Regions from separate parts of the Homo sapiens genome. Here region 2 is linked to region 1. A link is an interaction called in ENCODE POLR2A ChIA-PET data of the cell type or tissue named here. Cell type or tissue: Panc1. All regions are shown on one strand. Each heading gives the region's core, and the rest is flanking DNA. Links, peaks and the distances in the headings are about the cores only.

Evidence for each region. Peaks named below come from ENCODE experiments on the same cell type or tissue, not always from the same donor. Only the 100,000 strongest peaks of a DNase experiment are listed, where the experiment ranks them.
Region 2: POLR2A ChIA-PET joins it to region 1 with 10 read pairs; 3 of 35 experiments call an interaction of 5 or more read pairs at or near these places.

Annotation. Positions count from the first base shown.
Region 1 is chr3:149,260,919-149,276,349 of GRCh38, reverse strand. It overlaps the pseudogene CPHL1P. Among named protein-coding and RNA genes, the nearest start is that of TM4SF18-AS1, 16 kb to the left of the region's middle. RefSeq lists an enhancer at 5,607-6,806. In Panc1, for the core only: no CTCF peak of the experiment used is centred there; no DNase peak of the experiment used is centred there; H3K27ac peaks cover 2,876 bases.
Region 2 is chr3:149,095,940-149,111,370 of GRCh38, reverse strand. It overlaps HLTF-AS1 (HLTF antisense RNA 1), which reads right to left. Exons shown (of 3, transcript NR_046648.1): 2 at 11,840-11,870; 3 at 8,548-8,784. It also overlaps the pseudogene MED28P2. Among named protein-coding and RNA genes, the nearest start is that of HLTF, 17 kb to the right of the region's middle. In Panc1, for the core only: no CTCF peak of the experiment used is centred there; no DNase peak of the experiment used is centred there.

The DNA.
Region 1 (15,431 bases), core at 6,553-11,552:
AAAGAGGTAGTAATACAAATCCAAAATTGCTCTTTCCTGGAATGATCGCCACTCTTGTCTTCCTGACACGTTATTTTGCAGATCACAGCTAATTCTGTTTATCATTAATTTTGTTCACGTGATAAGGTATAAAACAACACTTTCCTTTTGATATGTGTGTAGCTGTTTTCTCGATTTTTCTCTTCAGATAATTGAGAGAGGGAAATATAGAGGACATGAGTGGGGTTCTGATTTACCACGGTTTAAGAGCAAAACACCTTAATGCTACCAACAAATCCACAAATCCATTTAAATGTGTAAACAGTCCTAAATCATGGGAACTGATCGACTACTTGAATGCTAAAGTAACCTTAAAGTGGGGTTAGAAACATAGACACAGTTCAGTTTAAAGAATTTGGCATGTCTTTTAAACCAAAATGCCACATGTTTTACTTACTACATTTGTATTTGATTTCTTCATTCAGTATTTCAACACTCTTCTCACCAATTATACCTGTTTTTGACTCCCATCACATTTTCTCCAGCCTCTGGGTTTTATCTGCCAAAATTAGGCTGTTGAGCTTCTGACTTTTCATTTAGCTTATTTAACACTTTGTTTCTTTCCAGTCAACATTTGTTAAAGTTCTGTCTTTTTTGTTTGTTTATAGAGAATTTCTACAAGGAGGTCAAGCGAGGAAGAGCTTTGTTTTTAAAAAGGCTTTGTATTTTCAATATTGATACTGATAATACATTTCAAAGGATCATTGAAAAACCATCCTGGTTGGGATTTTTAGGTCCAATGATTAAAGCAGAGACTGGAGACTTCATTTATGTACATGTAAAAAATAATGCTTCAAGAGCTTATAGTTATCATCCTCATGGGCTCACCTACTCCAAAGAAAATGAAGGTAAGCAGATCCTCTTTCCTGAGTTTTGCTTATGGAGAGTATGAGCACATTGCATTAGAAAAAGCCAGGTAATCATGGACTGGTCAGCATTCTGAGCTACGTGGAGTTTAGAGTGGATGCAGACTCTACTTCTGATGTATTTAAAGTTTATACCCAAGACAGTCCTTTTTTAGTTTCTCATCTTAATTGAGTGACAGCCCTTATGCAATTCCTAGGAAATAAAACACTTTTCCCTTACTCACCAGAAAAGAAAAAAAAGGTGTTTTTTTGTTTCGTTTTGTAGGAAACACTCATGAGCTAAATGTTAGGTTGGCAGAAATCCTGTTCTGCCCCCACCTCATTTCCATTTCCTAGTAGATGAGGATCACCCTCTGGGAAGATATCAGTATCAAGAGAAATCACTACTTTCCAGGCAGACTCTTCTCTCCTACACAGCTACAGTCACAGATACATCATGATTTTGGAAAAAAAAAAAAAGGAAGGGAAGAGAAAGCCAACAAATAGGATTTTGTGAGTTTTTGGGAGACAACAAGGAAAGCTAGGAAAACAGAGTTTGGAATTGTCTTTAGTAGAACACAGATATTTTTTCCCAGTGTTTGAAATATGGTTTTTAAAAGGCCTGGCATAAATCTTTAGAAAACTGGAATTTTAGGCCAACTTGATAAGAGTACCACCTATAGCATACGTGCTCCTTCCAACAGAGGCTCTATGATAATACAGGGCAGCGGAAATCCCATATGCCATTCCTTTCATCTGTCATCATTATTTTGCCATGTTACATGACCATCTTGCAATGATTATTGCCCTTTAAATATAGTCTATAAAAAAAAAGAAAAATAGTCTATATTATAGACATATAATGTGAAAAATGTTAACAAGAGTTTGCTTTATTTTTTTACTTTTTAATCAACTCTCAAAACTTGAACTGAGGTTTGATGATTCCGTCAGGGAAGCATGAAGAAGAACTAGAAAACAGGCCTTGAATTAATCCTCTGGACTGAAACAGACTCAGGAAACTGGACCATGACTGGAGCCAGTTCCAGCTGGGCCGCTGGGCAGGAAGAAAGTACAAAACAGTCAGTCATAATTTCTTCATGTTCAGTGTGGAACAGGAGGGTCCCAAAAGAAGAATAGAGAATCAGAGGCTGCTCATGTTTCAAAGTCTTTTATTGAATAAAGGAATTTTATTCATAGTTAGCAGGATCCAGCCACGAGGGGTAAGGATCTGAGGCAACACTTTAGCCAGAGAAGAAGAAAGAAAGGAGAGCAACGGTCCAAAGTCAGAACTGAGGTAATAGTTCAGAGTAACGGCATGGGCCACCTTCGGACTGCAGTGGGCTACTTGGAAGTAACAGGGACACCCTTGGATGCCCTGGGTCCCAAGTCTGACTGGCAATGAAGAAAATATGGAGGGCAACTCGGGAGTCCAGAGGTTACCTCTGCATCTGAGATCTAGGCACATGGTAGGTGCAAAATAAATATTTGTTGAATCCATCAGTAAGAGTGATGATAGCCTATTATATACTGCCTGCCTCATTCCAATTTAGTCTAAAAACTGCAGCCAAGCTGAGCATTCAGGTAGAAGCCAACTAAAGGGGATTTAGGGAGGTAGGAATCTGGGAAATGGTGGGGAGAAATGCACACTTTTTGAGAAATACAAAGTAGCATAATGGAGGAAGCCCGAGTCACATTCAAAATAGTGTTATCCAATATTTACTGTAACCACAGTGCAGAATATGTTTTCTAGGTGCTATCTATCCTGATAATACGACAGGCCTGCAAAAGGAAGATGAATATCTGGAGCCAGGGAAACAATATACCTACAAGTGGTATGTAGAAGAACATCAGGGACCTGGCCCCAATGACAGTAATTGTGTGACAAGAATTTACCATTCCCATATAGACACTGCAAGAGATGTAGCTTCGGGACTTATTGGACCAATACTGACTTGTAAAAGAGGTAACTTTAAAAAAAAATCTCATTGCAGTAAAAGAGTAAACCAGAATGGGTAGGCTGTCCTCTGCTCTCCTAGAGGAATTTTACTATCCAAGGCACTCCATTTTCCTGCCTTAACCTTGGTTTTCCAGTCAAGAATGGAAACTTGCCATCTTGGACTCTGAGCACTAGATGGCGATCTCAAATCCAACCCTCAGTTCAACCAATAATTCAGGTTGGTCACTAGATGGTAGTCAAACCCAATAAACTTCACTTCGGCCATCTTCCTTCAAAATTACTGCCACCTTTTTGTGTTTATGTTTTAAGGTGAATCAGTTAGAATCATCAGTTTATTAATAATTCTTGCAAGGAGGAAGTTTTGCTGATATGTTTCTAACTTGCAAGGGAATATAGAGTTTTGAAAATTCTGATTTGGTTCATTAAAACAAGATCAACAAAGCAACAGCACTAGATTAATTATGAAGTTAATGAGCAAATTTAACTTCCTATGACAATCAAAGTTTAAATTTTAGGTGAACAAACATCTCTCCACAATAAATATTTTAATAATTGCAGTTTCCTATGCCAAACACACATAGTCTCATGATTACAAATTACATTCCTTGGGAGATAACTTTTTTTTTTTTTTGTATTTTTAGTAGAGGCTGGGTTTCACCATATTAGCCAGGCTGGTCTTGAACTCCTGACCTTGTGATCCGCCCGTCTCGGTCTCCCAAACTGCTGGGATTAAAGGTGTGAGCCACCGTGCCCAGCCGGGAGATAACTTTTTAAACCAACTTTGGAAGAGCTTTTTGCCCTTCTCAAAATTGCAAGGAACTCAACTGCATAATGGCAAGATAAAGAATATGTGTTTATTATATTTAACTTAAACATTAGCTATCTAGTCTGAACATTTCCAAACTTTCTCCCTTTTCTTTTTAAACAGTAAGATAACTTAATGCTTTGCATTCTCAAAGGCAAGTATGTGAACTGCCATCAAGCCTTCCTTGGTTGGGTACAGTGGCTCATGCCTGTAATCCCAGCACTTTGGGAGGCCAGGTTGGGAGGATCACTTAAGGCCAGGAGTTTGAGACCAGCCTGGGCAACATAGTGAAACTGTGTCTCTACAAAAAAAAGAAAGAAAAAGAAAAAGACTTTCTCACTTACAGTTATGTTGATTTATGCCCTATGGTTTTAAATATAAGGCTGTTATAAAATATTTGGGACTGATAATAATTTTATAGAATATTATATTTTTATATACTTTTTAAATATTATAACTATTTTATTCCCACTGTCCTAAGCACTTTTCTCTTTTGTTCAATCTAAGCGCACAGAGGGATCTTATCCATTTTGAGTCATTTGTTTCCATCTGTGGGTTAATGAGTCTGAAATCTGTAACTTTGGTTCAAACTCCTTTACTGATAGTCAGGCCTGGCAACTTGGCGTCTCTACTTGGGTGTTTCATCCGTACCTAAATACGTCATATTCCAAAACCCGTCATTTGTTCCTGCCCTGAATCTCTCCCTTCCTTCTGTGTTCCCTGCCTTGGGGAATGGCCCCAGTATGCTCCAATTAGTCACTGGAGACAAAACCTTGGGTAACATTCTTGATACTGCCCTCTCCCTCATCACTTGCTAAATACATCAGTCAAGTCCCGCCAGCTCTACTTCGTACACATCACAAGGTCAGCTCACTTCTCTTCAGCTCCACGAACTCTAACCTAGTTCAGGCCACTGCCATCTTTTTGCTAGGATACCCACAACAGCCTCTTAGCTGCCCCACCAGTCTCTAGTGCTTCCCCTTTCAATTCATCTCCACTTGGCTTTCTGTCTGGGGGGTGAAGGTGGGAGGATGATTCTGAGTCTGTCACTCCTTTGCTTAAAATCCTTCAAGGACTGCTGATTGTTCTGACGATAAAGTCCAAATTCCTTTTATCTTAATTGCTGCCTGGAATCTTCTCTACAGGTACACCCCAGCAAACTCCTCATCCTTTAAATATCAACTGAGGTGTCACTGCCTTCAGAAAAGATTTCCATACCCAAAATTAAATTAACCAGCTCCCAAACACTGAACTCTTCCCTACTATAGAACTTTACACACTATAGTATCTTATTAATTGATGGCGTCCACCCTTGATTGTATGCCCTGCAAGGGTAGATAACTGTCTTGTTCACTTTTATAAACCCAACACTTGTCATAGTACCTAACACATTACAAATATTCAATAAATATTTGTTGAATATAAGCATAGAAGAATAAATAAATTGGTATGAACTAAAGTTATCCTTCGTTTGAGGAAACACAAATTTTTAGACTTTGAACAATCTCACGCGATAATGGTCATCAGATGCAGACACTGCAGAAAGTTACTGATTTGATGTAAAGATGAGTATGGATTCTTTAAATATGGCTTCATATAGGTAATATGCTTTTTTAAGTTTGTTGTAAACTTTACAAAAACCGACATCCCACATCGCAAACATTTACCTTTTTCACGTGCCCTAACAATTAACAAAACTGTAGATCGTAAAAGTAGTTGTATCTGTAACAATGGTTCTAATTAATGTCTACATGAAAAGTAAGAAATGTGTTTTTTGTTTCAGGGACACTGAATGGAGACACTGAAAAAGATATTGACAGGTCTTCTTTTCTGATGTTTTCTACAACTGATGAAAGCAGAAGCTGGTATAGTGATGAAAATATTCGTGCATTTACTGAATCTGGCAAGATTAATACTAGTGATCCCCGTTTTGAGGAGAGCATGAGCATGCAATGTACGATTAAAAGAACTTTCTCATACATAATATCTTATAATTCTAACTTCTATGATCGTATTCAGTCATTTCCCTTTGTTCAAGTTTATTTAGTTGAGTTTATGTTTTTCAGCGTTTCAATCAGAGTATACTGGGTTGACATGCAAATGCAAATCACTAGTAAAGCCTGCTCATTCCCTAAGTCCAATAGCAAGTAAAGTTTGGTCAATATTTGTTTTCTGAAGTCTCATACTGATTTAAAATAGACAGTAAAAACCTAAGAAAGACGTAACTTTAAGTAATAAAATATGGAATAACAAAGACATAATTGACCAAATATTTTATGAATATGTGTTTTTATCCAACATAGAATTTTTCAGAAATGATGTCATCATAATCCGTCACCCTTATCCTTGGTTTCTTCTCTCATGAACTTAGTTTCTATTTTTTTCCCCTTTTCACTGCTTCCTGCCTTTCAGGAACTTTTTCTCCTCTTGCCTTTAAACCTTTGTGTTCCCCTCACTTCTCATCATACACAATGCATATGGACTCCTTTCCCATGAAACACAAATCAGATGTTATAGATTATGTGTGAGAACAATGTTGACATTGTGAGGTTTATATTAATATGATGAGGAAATACACAGAATTTTTACCAGGTGGCACTGATCTATCATGCCTGATTGATTAATATACATTTGTTTTCAGCAATAAATGGATACATCTATGGAAATCTGCCCAATCTCACCATGTGTGCTGAAGATAGGGTCCAGTGGTATTTTGTTGGCATGGGTGGCGTGGCTGACATACACCCCGTCTACCTCCGCGGACAAACTCTGATCTCTCGGAATCACAGAAAGGACACCATTATGCTCTTCCCCTCCTCACTGGAAGATGCCTTCATGGTGGCCAAGGCCCCTGGAGTGTGGATGCTGGGATGCCAGATACATGGTAGTGATCTATTACTTTTGCGTGATACAGAGTCAGAGAACTTCCAAGGTCATAGCCCATTACAAATGCCTTACCTTACAAATGAAGAAACCGATATCCAAGAAGGTGATATGATTCCTTTTGGAAACAGTCAGTGATGGAGCCCAGGTCCCTGACAGCTTTAAATCCTTTTAAGTATATAGGATTGGGTTGCTGTTTTTACAAAAACTTTTATATTCATTGTGAGAATATAAACCCTGAGTGAGAACCCTGAGTGTCAGACAGAGCAGATATTATTACAGCTTTTTCTTTAACTGAGGAAACAAGAATCAAAATCCTATGGGAAGCAGAGCAAGAAATTATGCAGAACCCAATAATTCTAATTGATTACTCAAGTAAACCTCCTTATTTTTGTTTATTTCCCTCTCCACATTTGCCATTTAATAACAGAATGGTCAGTTATGTTGTTGTTTATCTTTTTTATTCTTGAATATGACAAAACTCTATATATGATCACGTAAATGTTCTGTGTTATTTTTCAATCAGAAAAAAACATAATTTTCATTAGAATTACAGAATTTAACTTTATTTTTTTGTGTGAGAAAAAGAAAACCACTCACGGCTATTATAACTCAAGGACTGAATTTAGTGATAAAAAGTTGTCACTTAGAAAAGATGATCATTTTCAGATTAAAATATACTCAGCTCCACCAATACCTCCTATCTACCTTATTCTCAGATCATACCCTCAAGACAGTCTTTCTACCTCAACCCTGCAGAAAGACTAGTGTCAGCCCTAGACCAAGTGAAAAAACGCCTCAAAGCCTAGTTGGCTGATGGGATCCCATCACTTTCTCCTGTGTGTCTCCTCTTTCTGTGTCCTTCTGAAGATTTTCTGCGCTTTAATTTACTCCATTTTTTTTAAGTAATTACAAGAATATATGAATAGACCTTTGTTGGAAAGAAAGGTAGGAAGGAAAGAAAGGAGGAAAAAAAGTGGGAGAAATGGAAGAAGAGAAGGAGGAAAAGAGGCAGAAAAATAGGTGGAGGAAAGCAGGCAGAAAAAGTGAAAGAAGTCTAATGCAGTATACATTAGCCTCCAGCTCAAAAGAGCTGAGAGTTAAATAATCCAGCAGTTAAATTATTGGTAGCTTCAAATTGGTTGCAATGGGAAGTGCTTACACTACAAAAAAATTAGCACATAAATCAGAGTTTGTGTTTAGTTTTGGAGAGCTGCTTTAAGGACACACCATCAGTCCAATTCCACCCCACCACCATCTTAGCCACTGTAATCAATTTGTGCAAGTATTTGAAAACCTGTTCGCTATGCACTTTCACACAACATAAACATGAACACGTAGAAATAAAAATACATAGCTATGTTTTGTGCTTTGTTTTATGTAAGTAGATCACACTGCATATAATATTCTGTTGTTTTCATCACTCATATCAAAGTCTTGAAGTCTCTTTCCATGCATTCTCTATACATTTAACTTTTTTTTTTTAACTGTTGCATAGTTTTCCATATTTTGGTTGTACTGTAATTTATTTAACCTTTTGCCTACAAACAGATGTTTAAGTTGCTACTGCCTTTTTGGTTTATTAACAATGTTATAGTTAACACCTTTTTTTTTTTTTTTTGAGATGGAGTTTCCCTCTTGTTGCCCAGGCTGGAGTGCAGTGGCGCGATCTCAGCTCACCGCAATCTCTGCCTCCCAAGTTCAAGCGATTCTCCTGCCTCAGTCTCCTGAGTAGCTGGGATTACAGGCATGCACCACCATGCCCAGATAATTTTGTATTTTTAGTAGAGACAGGGTTTCTCCATATTGGTCAGGCTGGTCTTGAACTCCCGACCTCAGGTGATCCGCCCGCCTCGGCCTCCCAGAGTGCTGGGATTACAGTCATGAGCCACCGTGCCTGACCTTATTTAATACCTTTTTATATGTCTCTTCATGTATGTGAAAATATTTCTCATGACTCTCAAGAAGTGAAACTATATAATGGCAGAGAGGTTTTTTTTTGTTTTTTTTTTTGAGTCATGCTCTGTTGCTCAGGCTGGAGTTCAGTGGTGCAGTCATGGCTCACTGCAACCTCGATCTTCTGGGCTCAAGCAGTCTTCCCACCTTAGCCTCCGGAGTAGTTGGCGTTACAGGCATACACCATCACACCCAGCTGATTTTTTTTTTTTTTTTTTTGTAGAGATGGGGTTTTGTCATGTTGCCCAGGCCGGTCTCAAACTGCTGGGCTCAAGTGAGGCCGCCTGCCTTGGCCTCCAAAAGTGCTGAGATTACACGTGTGACCCACTGCCTGCCAGGGCTTTTAATTTTAACAAATTTTGCCAAATTGTCTTCCATAAAGTCTATATTAATTTACATTCCCACCAACGGTGCTCTGAAATTAAAACACAGGACTGATCTTCTCATGCCTTGAGTTTCTTTCTTCCAGCCAACTAGTTAATTGAATAAACCAACTAACTCATTAATGACTAGTAGTAGTAATTTCATATTCATGAGGGAAGATGTTCTTGGACTCTCAAATTCTTCTCAGTATGTAGGTACCATCTTCACTTCAGAGTTGGTCCAAAGCTGGTTATTATTCTCTAATAATATATATGCCTTTAATATTCATTTTTGCATCCTGACTTTTGTACTTATTTCATACATCTTAAATTTTTCCATTGATTTCATACATCACATTTCTCAAAGAAATAGAAAGTCTCAATATTGTTGGCTAAAATTGAAAATATGTATTGACCAAGAAAATTGTCTTAATGTTTTAATAACATTCTCTATCTGTTTTTCAGAGAGTATGCAGGCATTTTTCAAAGTAAGTAATTGCCAGAAACCTTCAACAGAAGCCTTTGTTACTGGGACACATGTTATACATTACTATATTGCTGCTAAAGAAATTCTTTGGAACTATGCTCCATCTGGTATAGATTTCTTCACTAAAAAAAATTTAACAGCAGCTGGAAGGTAATGAGTCACTGGTTAAAATATTTATAGTTAAATAATTAAGATAATTGAAAAATTTCATAATCTAGTTACTTCTGAAAAAGATTTAGGCATCTAATTAAAATATACTGATAAAATAAATATAAGAAAGTAATTGGAAAATTTTGAAGCCAAGGAGCATTGCTAGACAAAATTCTTCTCTAAATGCGCTGGCCGACAATGTAAAGGAAAATATATTATTCATCTTTTTCCTAGCACAAAACTTTAAAATGGATTTACTCTATACTTATGAAACATTTAACAATATAGCAGACAATGTCATCAATAACATTTTATTAAAATTTTAAAACATTCTTTGTGTGCAACTTATACACTCCTGCTAAGATCTGAAGGCACAGTTAAATCATTGAATGTGATATCCTTAAACTATATTCTATAAATATTATGTACTCAGTAACACCTAAGACTATATTACCAATTGTTGTCTTAATAACCAAAAACTAACACTAAAATGCATTACTCTGGCATTCATTAGCATTTAAAAGTGGGCAAAAAGTTTTTCTGATAGTCCAACTGCCAAGTATATTTACCATATTGAGGACAACAGGAGATTTAATTCTTCTGGCCTACTGAGTGAAGACACATGTTAGAACAGACAAAGTCCTAAAACCACCAGAAAATAACGTTCTTTATGATACTTATTTTTCTCTAATGCACTCACAGGAATTTGAGAAAGCAAAGAATATTATGTCAAGTGACATTTTCCCGTCTTTATTTTTAATTATTTTTTAATGATACATGATATTTGTACAGATTTAGGGGGTACATATGATATTTTGATATGCGCATACAATATGTGATAACTAAATCAGAGCATTTAGGATATCCATTGCCTCAAACATCTATCATTTCTTTGTGGTGGAAACTTTTCAATTTTTTTCTTGTGGCTATTTTGAAATATACGATATAGTGTTATTAACCATAGTCACCCCACTGAGCTATTGAACCCTGGGGCATATTTCTTCTATCTAATTGTATGTTTGTACCCATTAACCAACCTCTCTTCATCATCCATTACTCCCCCACCACCACCCCCACACATTCTTCCAAGCCTCTGGTAACCATCATTCTATTTTCTACCTCCATAAAATCGACTTTTCTAGCTCCCATGTATGAGGGCATATGACATTTGTCTTTCTGCGCCTGGTTTATTTTGCTTAATATAATGCACCCCAGCATCCATGTTGCTGCAAATAACATGGTCTCAGTCTTTTTTATGGCTGAATAGCATTCCATTGTGTATATATAGTACATTTTCTTTACTATTCACTTGTTAATGCACACTTGGGTTGGATTCCATATCTTGGCTTTTGGGGATAATGCTGCAATAAACATGGAGGTGTAGTATCAAAGGTGTATCCCTTTGATACACTGGTTTCTTTTCCTTTGGATAAATACCCAGTAGTGGATTGTATGATAGTTCTAATTTTAGTTTTTTGATGAAACTCCATACTGCGTTCCATAATGGCTGTACTAATTTACATTCTCACCAACAGTGTGTAAGAGTTCCTTCTCTGCAACCTCAGCCGCTTTTGCTGCTTTTTGTATTTTTGATAATAGCCATCTTAACTGGGGTGAGATGAGATCTCATTGTGATTTTGATTTGCATTTCCCTGATGAAGAGTAATGCTGAGCATTTTTTCATATATCTGTTTGTTGGCCACTTGTGTATCTTCTGTAGAGAAATGTCTCTTCATTTGACCCTTTGCCTGCTTTTTAATGGGAATATTATTATTGTTATTATTATTATTACTGTTAAGCTGTTTGAATTCCTTGTATATTCTGGATATTCATCCTTCGTCACATGAATAGTTTGCAAATATTTTCTCTCATTCAACAGGTTTTCTTTCCACTCTGTTGATTGTTTCCTTTGCTGTGCAGAAGTATTTTAGTTTAACATAATCGAAATTGTCTATTTTTGTTTTTGTTGTCTGTGCTTTTGAGGTATTAGCTATAAAATAGTTAGATCAATGTCCTGGAGTGTTTCCCCCATGTTTTTTTCTAGTCAGTTTTTATATTTGGGTCTTACATGTAAGCATTTAATCCACTTTGAGTTGATTTTTGCATATGATGAGATATGGCCTCTAATTTCATTCCTCTGCATATGGATGTCCTGTTTTCCCAGCACCATTTATTGAAGAAGGTGTCCTTTCCCGAGTGTATATTCTATGTTCTTGTCACTTTTTTTTGTTTGGAAGGTTAGTTGGCTGTAAATATATGGACTTATTTCTTTCTGGGTTCTCTATTCTTTTTCATTGGCCTGTATGTCATTGGGTTCTCTATTCTTTTTCGTTGGCCTATATGTCATTGGCCTATAGGATTTTTTTTTCTATTTTTGTGAAGAATGTTATTGGTATTTTATAGGGTTGCCTTAAATCTGTAGATTGCTTTTGGTAGAATGGTCATTTTAACAATATTAATTTTGATCCATGAGCATGGGGTGTCTTTCCACTTTTTGTATCCTCTTCAATTTCTTTCATCAGTGTTTTGTGGCTTTCCTTGTAAACATCTTTCATCTCTTTGGTTAAATTTATTCTTAGGTTTTTTGTTTGGTTTGGTTTTTGTTTTGTAGCTATTGTGAATGGGATTGTTCTCTTGATTTCTTCTTCAGCTACTGTGTTATTGGTATATAGAAACACTACTGATTTTTGTATGTTGATTTGTATCCTGCAACTTTATTGAATTCATTTATTGTAAGAGTTATTTCGTAGTGTCTTTAAATTTTTCTATATATAAGATCATGTCATCTGCAAAAAGGAAAAATTTGACTTCCCCTTTTCTAATTTGAATGCCTTTTATTTCTTTCTCTTGCTTGACTGCTCTGGCTAGGACTTCCAATACTATGTCAAATAGGAATGGTGAAAGTGGGCATCCTTGTCTTGTTCCAGTTCTTGGAGGAAAGGCTTTCTGGTTTTCTTCACTCAGTATGTTAGCTGTGGGATTGTCATATATAGCCTTTATTATGTTAAGAGTGTAACTCCTATGCCTGATTTGTTGAGAGTTTTTGTCACAAAAGGATGTTGAACTTTATCAAACACTTTTTCTGTACCTACTGATATGATCATATGGTTTTTGTCCTTTATTCTGTTAATGTAATATATCACATTGATTGGTTTGCTATGTTGAAACATCCTTGCATCCCTGGGAAAAAAACCCACTTGATCATGGTGTATTATCTTTTTGATATTTGTTGGATTTGGTTTGCAAGTATCTTGTTGAGGATGTTTTCATCTATGTTCATCAGAGATATGTAGTTTTCTTTTTATGTTGTGTCCTTGTCTAGTTTTCGTATTAAGGTAATGGTGACCTTGCAGAATGAGTTAGGAAGAATTCCCTGTTCTTCAATTTTCTGGAATAGTTTGAGAAGAATTGGTATTAATTCTTCTTTGTAAGTTCGGTGGAATTTGTCAGTAAAGCCATCCAGTCCTGGGCTTTTCTTTCTTGGGGGATGTTTTTTTACTGATTCAATCTCATCACTCAATATTGGAGTGTTCAGGTTTTCTGTTTCTTCCTGGTTCAATCTTAGTAGGTTATCTGTGTCCAGGAACTTATCCATTTCCTCTAGGTTTTTCTGTTTGTTATTGTACAGTTGTTCATAATAATCTCTAATGATCCTCTGTATTTCTATGGTATCAGTTGTAATGTCTCCTTTTGTATTTCTAATTCTGTTTATTTGTGTCTTCTCTTTTCTCTTGGTTAGTCTAGCTAGTGGTTTATCTATTTTGTTTATTTTTTTTTTAAACTGACTTTTCATTTAGTTGAGCCTTCGTATGTCTTTTTAGTCTCTTTTTAACTGAGTTCTGATCTGACCTTTATTATTTCTTTCCTTCTACTAATTTGGGGTTTGGTTTATCTTGCTTTTCTAGTTCCTTGAGGTGCATCATTAGGATATTTACTTGAAATCTTTCTACTTTTTTTTGTTTTGTTTTTTGAGACAGAGTCTCGTACTATCATTCAGGCTACAGTGCAGTGGCATGATCTCAGCTCACTCTAACCTTCACCTCCCTGGTTCAAGTGATTCTCCTGCCTCAGCCTCCCAAGCATCTGGGATTACAGGCACACACCACCACACCCGGCTAATTTTTGTATTTTTAGTAGAGACAGGGTTTCACCATGTTGGCCAGGCTGGTCTCGAGCTCCTGACCTCAAGCGATCCTCCTGCCTTGGTCTCGCAAAGTACTGGGATTACAGGTGTGAGCCACCACACCTGGCCTTTTTCAGCTTTTTTAATGTAGGCATTTATTGCTATAAAATACTCTCTCGCACTGCTTTTGCTGAATCTTAAAGGATTTGTTGGGTTTCCATTTTCATTTGTTTCAATAAATTTTTAAATTTCTTACTTAATTTCTTCATTGACCCAGTGGTCACTCAGGATCATGTTGTTTAATTTTAATGTATTCGTACAGTTTCTAAAGTTCCTCTTGAATTCTAGCTTTATTCCATTATACAATGATATGATTTCAATGTTTTAAAATTTGTCGAAATATTTTGTGGCCTCACATATGGTCTATCCTGGAGAATTTTCCATGTGCTGATGAAAAGAATGTGTGTTCTGCAGCTAGTGGTTAAAATGTTTTGTAAATATCTGTTAGGTCCATTTGGTCTAAAGTATAGTTTAAATCCAATGTTTCTTTGTTGATTTTCTGTCTAGATGATTGGTCCAATGCTGAGAGTGGGGTGTTGAAGTTCTCAACTATTATTGTGTTAGAGTCTATCTCTCCCTTTAGCTCAATAATATTTACTTTATGTATCTGGGTGCTTTGGTGTTGGGCATATATATTTAGAATTGTTACATTCCCTCACTGAATTGATCCCGTTATCATTACAAAACGACCTTGTCTCTTTTTACATTTTTGACTTAAAGTCTGTTTTATCTGATATAAGGATAGCTATTCCTACTAACTTTTGGTTTTTGTTTCTGCAGAATATCTTTTTTCATCCCTTCATGTTTAGTCTTTATGTGTCTTTACAGGTGAAGTGAGTTTCTTGTAGGTAGCATATATTTGGGTCATTTTAAAAAATTCATTCAGCCAGTCTATATCTTTTAATTGGGGACTCTAATTTATTTATATTCAGGGTTATTATTGATAGGTAAGAACTTATTCCTGTCATTTTGGTAATTGTTTTCTGGTTATTTCATATATCCTTTTCCCTTCTGTTTCTCTCTTATTGGTTATAATTGCAGTTTGGTGGTTTTCTGTAGTCCTTGAGTCCTTTGTCTTTCTCATTTGTGTGTCTGCCATGCCAATGAGTTTTATGTTTTCATGTGTTTTCAGGATGGTAGATATTATCCTATTGCTTCCAGATATAGGACTCCCTTAAGCATTTTTTATAGGGCCTATCTAATGGTGATGAATTTCCTAAGTTTTTGCTTGTCTGGGAAAGATTTTATTTCTCCTTCATTTTTGAAAAATAGCTTTGCTGAGTGTAGTACTCTTGGTTGACTCTTTTTTTTTATTTTCAGTGTTTTGAGTGTATCATCTCATGCTGTTTTGGCCTGTAAGAGTTCTGCTGAGAAATCTGCTGTTAGTCTGATGGGGATTTCTTTATACGAGACTAGATGCTTTTCTCTTGCTGTTTTTAGAATTCTCTTTTTTCTTTCTTTGTTTTTGACTCTTGACTCTAATGTGTCTTAGAGAAGGCCTTTTCAGGTTGATCTATTTGGGGATCCTTGAGTTTCCTGTATCTGAATGTCTATATCTCTTGTAAGACATTTGAACTTTTCAGTTTATTATTATTATTCTTTTGCATTAACAGTGTTTGTTTTTTTAACAAGGAATGAAAACAAACTTTTTTTTTTTTAGGCAGAGTCCTGCTTTGTCACCCAAGTTGGAAGGCAATTGCATGATCACAGCTCACTGTTCCCTCAAACTCTTTGGCTCAAGCGATCCTTCCACCTCAGTCTCCC
Region 2 (15,431 bases), core at 8,384-13,383, 170 kb after region 1:
CATGTACCTAAAGTGAATTTCTCAATTGCAAAAAATACATAATGGTATTGGTGGACTTAAAGACATTAAATTGTGTACCAGGAACAAAATATTCATCATTTGTTTTTGTAGGCTCTGGGCAATACTATAGCCTCCTGGGTAAACCAAGTAAGAGAAAAATTGGGGAGTGGTTTCCTCTTTGTTTTTTTTTCTTCTAATTTTCATTTATTTGCTGTTTTTTCTCCTTTGCATTTTGCTTATATAAACACATAAAACACCATTGATTTTTTTTAGTTTCTAACGGAAGGCTTTTATTTGGTTCTATGAATAGTCATTTTGTTTCCTATGGATTTCCAAGAATTCACTATCTGCTCTATTTATCCAAAAATTCCTAAGCTACCATTATCAAGCCTCTAAAAATTGATAGAGGATACCAGGTATTTGAAATTTGATTGGTTTTGCTACTTCTGATGCTCCCAAGAGCTATGAGAGCTTTAGGGTTCCTGGTGAAAAAAATTACATAAAAGACTTTTATAAGTTCTAAGCAGAAATAGTACATTATATATCTTATTTGGAAAAGTAGATGAGAATAAGATTTTCTAAATGGTGTTTGTTTCCAAAGAAATTCAATTCACTTAATAATTTGAATTGATTTCAGATCTTTTCCTTTAGGTCATGAGGACAAACTGTGATATGGGTGCAAAGTTTTAATGTTCAGGAAAGATTAGCCTTGTTCTTTTTTTTTGGAGACGGAGTCTCACTCTGTCACCCAGGCTAGAGTGCAATGTCGTGATCTTGTGTCCGGAATTGGTGGGTTCTTGGTCTCACTGACTTCAAGAATGAAGCTGCAGACCCTCACAGTGAGCGTTACAGTTCTTAAAGGCGGCGTGTCTGGAGTTTGTTCTTTCTGATGGTCGGATGTGTTCGGAGTTTCTTCCTTCTGGTGGGTTCATGGTCTCGTCTCGCTGGCTGCAGGAGTGAACCTGCAGACCTTCACGGTGAGTGTTACAGCTCTTAAAGCGGCACATCTGGAGTTCTTCGTTCCTCCCAGTGGGTTCGTGGTCTCGCTGGCTTCAAAAGTGAAGCTGCAGACCTTGGCGGTGAGTGTTACAGCTCATAAAGGCAGTGTGGACCCAAAGAGCGAGCAGTAGCAAGATTTATTGAAAAGAGCGAAAGAACAAAGCTTCCATGGTGTGGAAGGGGTCCCAAGTGGGTTGCCGCTGCTAGCTCAAGCAGCCTGCTTTTATTCTCTTATCTGGCCCCACCCACATCCTGCTGATTGGTCCATTTTACAGCAAGCCGATTGGTCTGTTTTACAGAGAGCTGATTGGTCTGTTTTGAGAGGGTGCTGATTGGTGTGTTTACAATCCCTGAGCTAGGCACAAAAGTTCTCCACGTCCCCGCTAGATTAGCCAGATGCAGAGTGTCGATTGGTGCATTCACAAACCCTGAGCTAGACACAGGGTGCTGATTGGTGTGCTTACAAACCTTGAGCTAGATACAGAGTGCCGATTGGTGTATTTACAATCCCTTAGCTAGACATAAAAATTCTCCAAGTCCCCACCAGACTCAGGAGCCCAGCTGGCTTCACCCAGTGGATCCTGCACCCGGGCTGCAGGTGGAGCTGCCTGCCAGTCCCCTGCTGTGCACCTGCACTCCTCAGCCCTTGGGTGGTCGATGGGACCGGTGGCTGTGGAGCAGGGGACGGTGCTCGTTGGGGAGGCTCGGGCTGTGCAGGAGCCCACAGCAGGGGGTGAAGGGGGGAAGGCTCAGGCATGGTGGGCTGCAGGTCCTGAGCCCTGCCCCACGGGAAGGCAGCTGAGGCCCGGCGAGAAATTGAGTGCAGCAGCAGCTGCTGGCCCAGGTGCTAAGCCCCTCACTGCCCGGGGCTGGTGGGGCCGGCAGGCCACTCCGAGTGTGGGGCCCGCCGAGCCCACGCCCACCCAGAACTCGCACTGGCCTGCAAGCCCCGCTTGCGCAGCCCTGGTTCCCGCCCATGCCTCTCCTTCCACACCTCCCCGCAAGCTGAGGGAGCCAGCTCTGGCCTTGGCCAGCCCAGAAAGGGGCTCCCCACAGTGCAGCGGTGGGCTGAAGGGCTCCTCAAGCATGGCCAGAATGGGCGCCGAGGCTGAGGAGGCGCCAAGAGTGAGCAAGGGCTGCCAGCACGCTATCACCTCTCAATCTCGGCTCACTGCAACCTCCATCTCCCGGGTTCAAGTGATTCTCCTGCCTCAGCCTCCCAAGTAGCTGGGATTACAGGCATGCACCACCATGCCTGGCTAATTTTGTATTCTTAGTAGAGACAGGGTGTCACCATGTTGGTCAGGCTAGTCTTGAACTCCACATCTCAGGTGATCTGCCCGCCTCTGCCTCCCAAAGTGTTGGAATTACAGGCATGAGCCACTGTGCCCAGCCAGCCTTGTTCTTAAAGAATTCCATTGACCAGGATTTCTCTGTAATTGCTTTAGTTGCATTAACCATTATTAAAATTAAGTGACAGTCACTTCAATTAAGTAGTAATTTTTTTTTTAAGGGGAGACTTTCTAGTGATCTTTGATCCTAAGCTTTTTATCACTGTTAGGGCTTCATGTGTGTACTTGAAAATAAAATATGTACAAATGTTAAATTGGTTTGAAGATTTTAGTGGTGAAAGTTACCTAATCAGTTGTTAGTACTATATCTACAAACCAATCTTGGAAATGCATGATGATGCTCGTTGAAATAGCTGAAAATAAATTATTGTGTGCTTGTTCTTACTTTGTGCCTGTTTTGTAGTACAGAATTTAAGGGAAGGGAGATAATTTATCTTCATACTGAGTTTCCAGAACTGATATTTGCATTTGCTTTTTATTTTTATTTTTTATTTTTAATGATGGAGAGAAAGGTTAGCTGTTTTACTTTGGTGAGTTGGCATAGGACCTATCACTTTTTGATGCTTTTGGTCATAGATCTATCACAGAATGCTAGCAATTAGACACATGCCATGAGTAATCTAACTACTTTAATACGGTGGTTGGAAGTGGTGCAGGCAGTAACTCCTATACACCAAATTATAGTGTTTTAATTTGTAACATGTTAGAGAGAGTGATAGGAATTTCTGCAGTATAAATATCCTGTTAACTAATGCTTGTGCTGTTAAGGGCTTTGACTCCTGGATCTGAAGAAGGCACTTACCCCTTTAAATTTTGAGCATTGACACCAATTGAACTATCGTCTTCAGATGCAAGAGAAGGCAACAATCAAAATTAACTGCTTTCATGAGACACAGGGCTGGAAATTAAAACTAAGCAATCCCTCTAGGCCCAGGGACTATAGTGGAAGAGGTGGGCGCGTGAGATTGTAAGTGCTGATTTTGAATAATAAGATTAGAGTGTTTCTGTAAATTAAACATTAATATCAAAAGCATACTGATGCAAGCCAGCATCTGGGACTGTGTGTCAGAATAACAGGGTTTTCTTGGAGCATTAATCAGTTATTTAATAAAAAATTGTAAAAGGTTATAAAAAGTTTATGGAGGCCAGGCGCGGTGGCTCACGCCTGTAATCCCAGCACTTTGGAAGGCCAAGGCGGGCGGATCACGAGGTCAGGAGATCGAGACCCTGGTGAAACCCTGTCTCTACTAAAAATACAAAAAATTACCCAGGTGCTGTGGCGGGCGCCTGTAGTCCCAGCTACTTGGGAGGCTGAGGCAGGAGAATGGCATCAACCCGGGAGGCAGAGCTTGCAGTGAGCCGAGATTGCACCATTGCACTCCAGCCTGGGTGACAGAGCAAGACTCTGTCTCAAAAAAAAAAAAAAAGTTTATGGAAATCTTACTTTATGGTCAAACTGATTAAAATTAGATAGATTTGTTTATAAGGTTTTATTTAAATCAGCTTTAGTATTAATAATATACCATACAAATGTAAAATTTGGTTTTCTCTTTTAAACAACATTTTCACGTAAGAGATCTTAAGAGATTTGTGTTTACCTTTTAAGTAAACTGCAGGAAAAAAAATGGACGGGGGGAGACACATTTAGTTGGCTTCGTGTTGAGTTTATTAGGTGTTATTGTTTGGGAAACTGAGTCTGTCTATCAAAGAGTAAATATTTTTGTTTTATCATTTCAGCTAGATGAATGACTATTTCATAATGACCTATGATCCTATTTTGTGATATGAAGTGTCTTAAACCTTTGACAGACTCCAAGAGTGGAATTTCAGGTTTTAAATTCAATCTTTTTGACCTTAAACAAACTTTTTTGGATATTAGGTTCCCTGAAGTCACCTGTCTCTCTCCAAGAGAGATATATTAGGCTTATTTGTTCTGTTAGAATTATTCAGGAAGCATTGTCAAATCTGAGGTGATAGTTAGCTTCCTTTGGGTCATATTTCTAGATGTGTTGCCAATGTATTCCAGGATTGTATGAGACTCCTAAAATTCTGGTATGTCTTAATATATGTTGTCAGTAATAATTATGATTATTAAATTGTTGTACGCCATGGAAATAACCAAATTATCTTGTCAACTGTGTCTTTATGGCCATGCTAAGTTTTGCCATCTACAATTGTTGTTTTGCTTTGATCCTTCTCAAAAAGTGACTTATAATTAGCTACAGTCCAGGGCTTGCTTCTTTGGGGGAGTTCATGAAAGGACTCTGAGTGCAGGTTTCTGATAACTTTGGAGATTGTGCCATTACATTAGAAAGAAAACTTCCAGGGCACTAATTGAAAGGCTGGTATGTTCATAAAGATTGCTAACCCATTATGAAGCAGAGCAAGAGTTAACTGTATGGACTGAACTAATGGAGGACTGAAATAATTTTTATGGCTTTTTTTGTTTGAAATATTGCTGATTCTTTTTGTTTTTTTCAGAGTCTGGAGAAATTTTTTTGTTTTGAGCTATTTGTAGCCTAAATATACTGAGTAGAATATACTTTTGTAAACAGACTTTGAGGCATATTTCTCTTTCTGCCTAATTTCTCCAGAATTTGTAAACTGTTTGTGAATATTCTTAATTCATGGCAATGTGGTTGTTTGCATGTGGTTAATAAGAACCTGTTTTCTTTTCTAATGACACACAGGTGGAGGAACTTGTTATTTTCCCAGAATTTTGACTGAAATGGCCTTGTGAGAGGTTCCAGCAAAGCCAGTTTAGGAGGCCCTATATGGACAATGATTCTTGCTGTATTTGTGGGGGTAACCAGGCCAAGTATAGTAACAGAAGCTTATTTTGCAAGTAGGTTGGTATTGCTGTGACTTGTTTTTGGTGGAAGTGGGGAACTGGAGAGAGAAAGATTGTGTTTCAGAAAAAAACTATAGTATTAGATTAACCTTGGATTCCTAGCTGGCCATGTGGTCACCCAAGATATGGAGCCACAGTTCCCCTCCTCAGCAGCCAGAAAGATCAATGACCAGATTCCCCATAATAAAGGAACTGATAAATAGAATGCAGGGATTGAGACCAATCCAATAGCCCAATAGATTTTTTTTTTTGGATAAATGTAGAAACTGGTCCTTCTGGTCTTAAAGCTTGAAACATGTATTTGTTTTTCTCTGAGTTCCTTCCTCAGGAAGAAAGACCCCCAGATCTCTCAAAAAGTATCGAAGAACTGAAACCAGATCCCCACATGCAGACAGTGAGAAGCCAGACCCTTCATTTTGTATCTTTACCCCTTTCTAGTTTCTGTTTTCTAACACACTGTTACATTTATTTCCTGCTATATAAACTCCTAATTGTATTGGTAAGGGAGATGGATTTGAGACTGATCTCCCATCTCTTCCACTGCAGCACTGGATGAAAACTTTCTTCCTTGGCAATAATTGTTGTCTCAGTGATTGGCTTTCTGTGTGGTGAACAGCAGGACCTAGACTGAACCCATGGTGTTTTGGTAACAATATGATTCATTTTGTATGTATTCCAGTGAAGGAGACCTCCTCTAGGTTTGTAATTTTTATCAAGACAGTCAGATTTGTATGACTTTATTCTACTTAAAAGTAAACATGTTAGATGTATTCTGTGTAATTTACAGCAAAAGTTCTCACTGGAAACAGCAGTGATTTGGATAAAATGTCTAAAATATCTAAAATAAAATGTTGGATAAGAAATTGCTTTCTGAGAAGTTTTGGGGGATTATCAATTGTCTTTTTTCAATTACAGATTGAGCATCCCTAATCAGAAAATCCCTAATCAAAAAATCTGAATTCCAAAATGCTCCAAAATCCAAATCTTTTTGAGCTCCAACATGACAATGAAGATGACGTTGTTATACTGCAGAAAAACTGCCTATAGATAACATGGTGAAAATGTGTGATGGACTTATCAAAAGACTAGAGCAAGGCTGGGCATGGTGGCTTACGTCTGTAGTCCTAGCACTTTGGGAGGCAGAGGTGGGTGAATCATTTGAGGTCAGGAGTTCAAGACCAGCCTGGCCAACATGGTGAAACTCCGTCTCCACTAAAAATACAAAAATTATCTGGGCATGATGGCACACGCCTGTAATTCCAGTACTTGGGAGGCTAAGGCAGGAGAATCACTTAAACTTGGGAGACAGTGGTTGCAGTGAGCCAAACTCGCACCACTGCACTCCAGCCTGGGCAAGAGAGCAAGACTGTGTCTCAAAACAAACAACAACAAAACAAATAAACAAACAAAAAAGGACTAGAGTAGCATGCATTCATCACAGAACAATAATCATATCAGTTTATAAAATCAGAGACTTTTAAGACAAAAACTATTGTTAATGAGTCAGATGACTCCGGAGGAAGTATTTTAAAAAGTCATCCAGCAGAATGCCTTCTTATCCCTTGAGAACTCATTTCCTGGTCCCTCAGCAGTTTCTGATGTTTCTTCCCATCTAAAAATATAAAATACAGTGTACAGCAACCTTTTAATCAAAATAGAGTTGACTCTTGAGCAACGCAGGGGTTGGGGCACTGACCTCCTACACAATTAAAAAAAAAATCCACATATAACTGACTCCCCCAGAATTTATATACTAATAGCCTACCGTTGACTGGAACCACTGCCAATAACAAAAACAGTCGATTAACATATATTTTACATGTCATATGTATTATATGCTGTGTTCTTACAATAGAGTAAGCTAGAGCAAAGAAAATTTTATAAAGAAAATCATAAGGAAGAGAAAATATATTTACTACTTATTAAGTGAAAGTGGATCATCATTAAGGTCTTCATCCTTGTCATCTTCATATTAAGTGGGCAAAGAATGAGGAAGAGGAAGAGGAAAGATTGTTCTTGCTATCTCAGGGGTGGCATATATGGAAGAAAATCTGCATATAAGTGGACCCGCACAGTTTAAATCTGTGTTTTTTTTTCAAGGCTCACCTGTACAGCATTGTAAGTGGAGACTGAAAGCCTGCCATTGTTTGTTGATGTTGTTGTTTAATGGATGATATAGGCATTCTGGTGATGCTACTGTGCTGCTTACTTACCTCCAACACATTGTTTTTTTCAGTGTCTTTTTTTTTTTTTTGAGACGGAGTCTCACTCTCTCTCCCAGTCTGGAGTGCAATGGCGCGATCTCGGCTCACTGCAAGCTCCGCCTCCAGGATTCACACCATTCTCCTGCTTCAGCCTCCAGAAGCCTCCCGAGTAGCTGGGACTACAGGCACCTGCCACCACAGCCGGCTAATTTTTTTGTATTTTTTTTTTAGTAGAGATGGGGTTTCACTGTGTTAGCCAGGATGGTTTCGATCTCCTGACCTTGTGATCTGCCCACCTCGGCCTCCCAAAGTGCTGGAATTACAGGCGTGAGCCACCATACCCGGCCTTTTTCAGTATCTTAATGATATGTCCCTTTTTTTTTTTTTTTTTTTTTTTTACTGTTAAGTACTTACATGCAAATAAGTGTAAGAAAATGGTTGCTTATCAGTAGCATATAAATTCAGAATCAGGAATGACAGTGATGCCAATCAAAAACAGATTGTCCACATGGGTGACTGATAGAATGATATCTTTGCTTTCTGATAGTTTAGTGTACACAGATTTTGTTTCATGCACAAAATACTTTTAAATATTGTATGAAGTTACCTTCAAGCTATGTGTATCAAGTATATAAGAAACATAAATGTATTTCACATATAGACTTGGAGCCCATCCTCAAAATATATCATTATGTATATGCAAATATTCCTTTAAAAAAATAGAGACAGGGTCTCTTTCTGTCACCCAGGCTGGAGTACAGTAGAGTTGATCATAGTTCACTGCTGCCTCGAACTCCTAGGCTCAAGTGATCCTTCCACCTCAGCCTCCTGAGTAGCTGGAATTACAGGGTCTCACCATCTTGCCCAGGCTGGTATCAAACTCCTGGGCTCAAGCGATCCTCTCTCCTTGGCCTCCCCAAGTGGTGGGATTACAGGCGTGAACCACTGCACCTGGCCACAGATACACCAAAAAAAAAAAAAAAAAAAAAAATCCCAAACCTGAAACACTTCTTGTCCTAAGATTTTGGGTAAGGAATACTCAACTTCTATAATAACAGAAGAATCTACAGGAGAAAGCATGTTTCATGGTAGGATAGAATTTGATTTTTTAAGTTATTACTTTCCTAAATTATGCTTAGATGCAAGGAAAAGTGATTTACTTTATTTAATCAACAAATATTTAATATTTACTAGATCCTCTTCTAGGTGCTATAGGATCAGCTGTGAACAATATAAGTTCTTGCTTTGGTGGAGTTTATCTAGGAGAAGGAAACAGGTGGCTGGCAAGGTTGTAGAGAAAAAGGAATGCTTATACACTGCTGGTCGGAGTATAAATTAGTTCAATCATTGTGGAAGACTGTGGTGATTCCTCAAAGACCTAAAGACAGAAATACCATTTGATGCAGCAATCCCATTACTGGATATATAACCAAAGGAATATAAATCATTCTATCATAAAGACACATGCACGCATATGTTCATTGCAGCACTATTCACAATAGCAAAGACATGGAATCAACCTAATAGACTGGATAAAAAAAAATGTGGTACATATAAACCATAGAATACTATGCAACCATAAAAAAGAATGAGATCATGTCCTTTGCAGGGAAACAGATGGAGCTGGAGGCTGTTATCCTTAGCAAACTAACACAGGAACAAAAAACCAAATACGGCATGTCCTCCTAAGTGAGAGTTAAATGATGAGAATACATGGACACATAGAGGGGAACAGCATACACTGGGGCCTATTGGAGAGTGGAAGGTGGGAAGAGGCAGAGGATCAGGAACAACAGAACTAATGGATACTAGGCTTAATACCTGGGTGATGAAATAATCTGTACAATGAAACCCCATGACACATGTTTACCTATATAACAAATCTGCAAATCCTGCACATGTACCCCGAACTTAAAAGTTTAAAAAAAAAAGAAAAAAGAAAAAAGAAAAAAAAAAGTCAGGGTTGGAGAGATATATATTTGGGAGTGATCAGCATATAGATGGTATTTACAATCGAGTTAGGTTTGGAAGGTGGTGTTATTTTAAATAAAAAAGGAAGTCATGTGTGAGTGAGATCATGTAAGGCAGTGTTTCTTAATGGAGAGTGATTTTTCTCCCCTCTTACCGGGTCATCTGACAATGTCCAAAAACATTTTTGACTGTCAAGTGGTCAGGAGGAGTGCTACTAGTATCTAGCGTATAGAGGCCAGGGATACTGCTAAACCTTCAACAATGCACAGGACAGATATTTCCCCTTCACAACAAAGAATGATCCAGTCTAAAATTTCAATAGTGGCAGAGTGTTGTGGCTTATGCCTGTCCCAGCACTTTGGGAGGTCAAGGCAGGAGGATCGCTTGAGCTCAGGAGTTCGAGACCAGCCTGGGCAATGTGATGACGTTGTCTCTACATAATATTTTTAAAAATTAGCTGGGCATGGTGGTGTGCACCTATAGTCCCAGCTACTTGGGGGGCTGAGGTGGGAAGATCCCTCGAGCCTAGGAGTTTAAGGCTGCAGGAGTTGAGATGCGTGATTGCCCCACTGCACTCCTGCCTGGGTAACAAAGCAAGACCCTATCTCTAAAAAATAATAAATAAATAAATAAATAAATAAATAAATAAATAAATAAATAAAATTTCAACAGTGTCCAGTTTGGGAAATCCTGATGAAGGGTATGGATGTTTTATGTTAGAGAAACATGGACATGTACTGCTGAAGTTTCAGTGGGTTATATATTCCCTCCTCCATTTTCCCTAAAGATCATTGAACGGATGAGCTGATATACTGCAGTAAAACTTGCGAATTTTGACTGGATCTGGTGCTGGAAAAAATTGTACAAAGTTGTATCTTCTATATCTGTGCCATCCAATGTGGTAGTCACTAGCTACATGTGTTTAATTATATTTAAACTTAAATTTAAAAATCGGTTTCAGCTGGGTGTGGTGGCTCACGCCTGTAATCCCAGCGCTTGGCGGGGACCAAAATGGTCAGATTGCTTGAGGTCAGGAGTTTGAGACCAGCCTGGGCAACATGGTGAAGCCCCATCTCTACCAAAAGTACAACAAATTAGCTGGGTGTAGTGGTGTGCACCTGTGGTCCCAGCTACTTGGGAGGCTGAAGTGAGAGGATCACATGAGCCTGGGAGGCAGTGGTTGCAGTGAGCTGAAATCACACCACTGCACTCCAGCCTGAGCAACAGAGCTGGACTCTCAAAAAAAATTCATTCTATAGCTGCACTAACCACATTGCAAGAACTCAGCCACCACACATAGTTTGTGACTACCCTATTGAAAGCATAGATACAGAATATGTCTATAATTGTAGAAAGTTCTTTTGGACAATGCTGTTCTAGATATTTGGATAACAGTTGATGTGGAATTACATTTCTTTTGGTTTCTTGTATTTGTGTAGAAATTTAATTTGTTTTATATAACAGCATTAAGACTTTCAAATATGTTTGTATGAAGTTTTTCTGCATAATATCTCTTCTACATGGTAAATACTATCTAGCTTCTACTAATACACTTTTGCTTTTAAAAATGGTAGTTAAAATCTACAGAAGAAAATATAGAGACAAACCCATATTTGTCAGGTTTGGCTGTATAACAAAATACACTGGGTGGCTGAAACAACATAAATGTACTTTCTCACTATTCTGGAGGCTGGAAGTCTGAGATCAGGGTACCATGGTTGGGTTCTGTGAGGGTTCTCCTCCTGGTGTGCAGCTAGCTACCTTGCTGTGTGCTCACATAGACTTTCTGCTGTATGTGCAGAAGAGGAGAGAGAGAGAGAGAGAGAAAGTCTCTACTCCTGATTCTAATTTTGCATCTTTTCTGTTACTTTGATTCAGTAACATAGGCATTTTACCATAAAAAAACTTTTGCATTTCATCTTGTATACTCGTCAAAAGTTATGTTATTGAACATTAGGATTTGTAGAAGATCACTAGTTGTACCCCTAAATCTGTTCTCTCTTCCATGATAATAAACTTCTAGCTAGGCACATCACTACCTAGCCTCCCATGCTGCAGGAGTGGCTACTCCACTGACTAAACTTTTTTCAATGGAATATGAAACATCAGTGAGGTGTGCAACTTCCCTGTCATTTGCTTAAGATGATATCACTTGTCTTGGACTAATTTTTTATGACTGTTAATGGCACTAATTAGGGAGAAATTCAAACTGGTGTTGAGAAGTGTATCCAGAAGTTTCTGGGTATTGCAAGACAGAACTTATTTTCCTACCAAAAAATATTGCAGTTATCTTTCAGAAAACCAGAGCAAGGCATCCAAAAGGATATGTTGGCAATAAGGAATAAATTATAATGGAAAGATGCTCTGGTCAAGAAACATTTGATAAAACAAAGGCAGGTGCTGGACAACATCAACAGGGAGCACAAAAGCCTTCAGAAATTCCTCAAAAGAACTTGATGTACCTGGAAAAGGCTTCTGCTAATATCCCTGCACCTGTGAAGCAAGCATGAAGAAAAATACAAAGTGAATTGGCTTGAAAATTATGTTGTGTGTGATTCAGCCTAAGAAGAGAGTTTCATAAGACATTAATTTTTGCAGACAAAACATTTTGCAGGAAGACTCTACCAGTAAAGTGTGAGACAGTTTTAGTTTTCAGCACATTTTTACCCTATTTTTCGTTTGTTTGTTTTTTGAGACGGAGTCTCTATTGCCCAGGCTGGAGTGCAGTGGCACAATCTCAGCTCACTGCAACCTCTGGCTCCTGGGTTCAAGCGATTCTTCTGCCTCAGCCTCCTGAATAGCTGGGGTTACAGGCGCCCATCACCATGCCCATCTAATTTTTGTATTTTTAGTAGAGACAGGTTTTCACCATGTTGGCCAGGCTGGTCTCGAACTCCTAACCTCAGGTGATCCGCCCGCTTTGGACTCCCAAAGTGCTGGGATTACAGGTGTGACCCACCGCGCCCGGCCTTACCCTATTTTTATAAACTTAATTTATCAAGTACTTTCTAAAATACTATAGCTTTAGTTTTAAAAAAGCTAAGTGGCTGGGCGCGGTGGCTCACGCTTGTAATCCCAGCACTTTGGGAGGCCAAGGCGGGCAGATTATGAGATCAGGAGATTGAGACCATCCTGGCTAACACAGTGAAACCCTGTCTCTACTAAAAATACAAAAAAAATTAGCTGAGCCTGGTGGTGGGCACCTGTAGTCCTAGCTACTTGGGAGGCTGAGGCAGGAGAATAGCATGAATGTGGGAGGCGGAGCTTGCAGTGAGCCGAGATCCTGCTACTGCACTCCAGCCTGGGTGACAGAGCGAGACTCCGTCTCAAAAAAAAAAAAAGGTAAGTTTTGGATCTTTTATTAGTCTGTTAATATGGTGCCACTTACAGATTTTTTTGTGGAATTTTTTTTTTGCTTTTCATTTAACTTGTGATTTTTGTGTGACTTTTAATTTCTGTGTATATATTCAGTTGATAGATTAAATTGCATGATTGGAGGAAAAGCATTCTACTGGCCTCGGTGTGAGGAAATGAGGACTTTGGTGGTAGGCCTTTGGGGATAATTACTCTTCAGTGGTGGTGAGAGATGACAGCATGCTGGCAGTCCTCAAAGCCCTTGCTCGCTCTCGGCGCCTCCTCTGCCTGGGCTCCCACTTTGGCAGCACTTGAGGAGCCCTTCAGCCCGCCGCTGCACTGTGGGAGCCCCTTTCTGGGCTGGCCAAGGCCAGAGCCAGCTGCCTCAGCTTGTGAGGAGGGTGGAAGGAGAGGTGCAGGCGGGAACCGGGGCTGTGCGTGGTGCTTGCCGGCCGGCGGGAGTTCCGGGTGGGCGTGGGCTTGGCAGACCCCGCACTTGGAGCCGCTGGTTGGCCCCACCGACCCTGGGCAGTGAGGGGCTTAGCACCTGGGCCAGCAGCTGCTGTGCTCAATTTCTCGCCGGCCTTAGCTGCCTTCCCGTGGGGCAGGGCTCAGGACCTGCAGCCAGGCATGCATGAGCACCCCCCTACCCCCTCCCCTCCCCCTCCTCCCCCTCCCTCCCCCCACCTATCCCCTCCCCCTCCCCCTCCCCACCTCTCCCCCTCCCCTCCTCCCTCCCCCACCTCTCCCCTCCCCCACCTCTCCCCCTTCCCCAGCTCTCCCCCTCCCCCACCTCTCCCCCTCCCCCCATCTCTCCCCCCCACCCCCCCCCATCCTGTGCTGCCAGAGCCTCCCCAACGAGTGCTGCCCCCTGCTCCAGGGCACCCAGTCCCATCGACCACCCAAGGGCTGAGGAGTGCAGGTGCACGGCAGGGGACTGGCAGGCAGCTCCACCTGCAGCCCAGGTGCAGGATCCACTGGGTGAAGCCAGCTGGGCTCCTGAGTCTGGTGGGGACTTGGAGAACCTTTATGTCTAGCTCAGGGATTGTAAATACACCAATCGGCACTCTGTATCTAGCTCAAGGTTTGTAAACACACCAATCAGCACCCTGTGTCTAGCTCAGGGTTTGTGAATGCACCAATCGACACTCTGTATCTAGCTACTCTGGTGAGGACTTGGAGAACCTTTGTGTCCGCGCTCTGTATCTAGCTAATCTGGTGGGGATGTGGAGAACCTTTGTCTCTAGCTCAGGGATTGTAAACGCACCAATCAGCGCCCTGTCAAAACAGACCACTGGGCTCTACCAATCAGCAGGATGTGGGTGGGGCCAGATAAGAGAATAAAAGCAGGCTGCCGGAGCCAGCAGTGGCAACCTGCTCAGGTACCCTTCCATACTGTGGAAGCTTTGTTCTTTTGCTCTTTGCAATAAATCTCGCTGCTGCTCACTCTTTGGGTCCACACTGCCTTTATGAGCTGTAACACTCACCAGCGAAGGTCTGCAGCTTCACTCCTGAAGCCAGCGAGACCACGAACCCACCGGGAGGAACAAACAACTCCAGACGCGCCACCTTAAGAGCTGTAACACTCACCGTGAAGGTCCGCAGCTTCACTCCTGAGCCAGTGAGACCATGAACCCCACGAGAAGGAAGAAACTCTGAACACATCTGAACATCAGAAGGAACAAACTGTGGACAGGCCGCCTTTAAGAACTGTAACACTCACCGCAAGGGTCCGCGGCTTCATTCTTGAAGTCAGCGAGACCAAGAACCCACCAATTCCGGACACAGTGGTATAGAAAAATATGTTATTTTGCTGTGTTTATTTCGGGACTTTGAACTATCTCAAATATAGAAATCTAAAGCAGCAACTTTTATTTATTTATTTATTTTTGAGACAGAGTCTGGCTCTGTCTCCAGGCTGGAGTGCAGTGGCGTGATCTTGGCTCACTGCAACCTCCACCTCCCGGGTTCAGGCAATTCTCCTGTCTCAGCCTCCTGAGTAGCTGGGACTACAGGCGCGTGCCACCATGCCCAGCTAATTTTTGTATTTTTAGTAGAGGCAGGGTTTCACCATGTTGGCCAGGATGGTCTCAATCTCTTGAAGTCGTGATTCGCTCATCTCAGCTTGGGATTACAGGCATGAGCCACCACACCCGGCCCTAAAGCAGCAGTATTTGTAATGATTCCCTAGCTCTCCAAATGAGGATATTTTGTAAATAGGTAGAAGGAGGATAACAAGATCCTAATTATGTAGTAGTATTACAGTAGGATCCTTAGATTTATGTGGACCTTTATTTTATTCTTTTGGTGATGTTTAATGATTTGGGGGATGGTAAGAGAGGAAATATGTTGGGGACATAGGCCAATTATAAGGAGTTAAAGTTTGCTTTAACTCCTTATAGTCTCTCCATTTGTTTTGTTTTTGTTTAATTTTGTTTCTGAAATAAATTTTCATTAAGGAAGATTTTTGCTAATAGGCAATATTGATTCGAAGGGGCTGCTGGGGTGGGTGGTGGCCATCAGGACGGCCACTCAGCAAATTAACCACACGAAAAAGCATGTTAAGCCTTACTGCTTAGGAAAATATTTACCCTTTTTATTTTCATTAGCCACCTCAGATCCTATTCTGAATTGATATTGAGGAATACAAAACTGCACTGTTTCTGGGTTTAGTTGGATGGAGTTTTCATTTCACTGTTT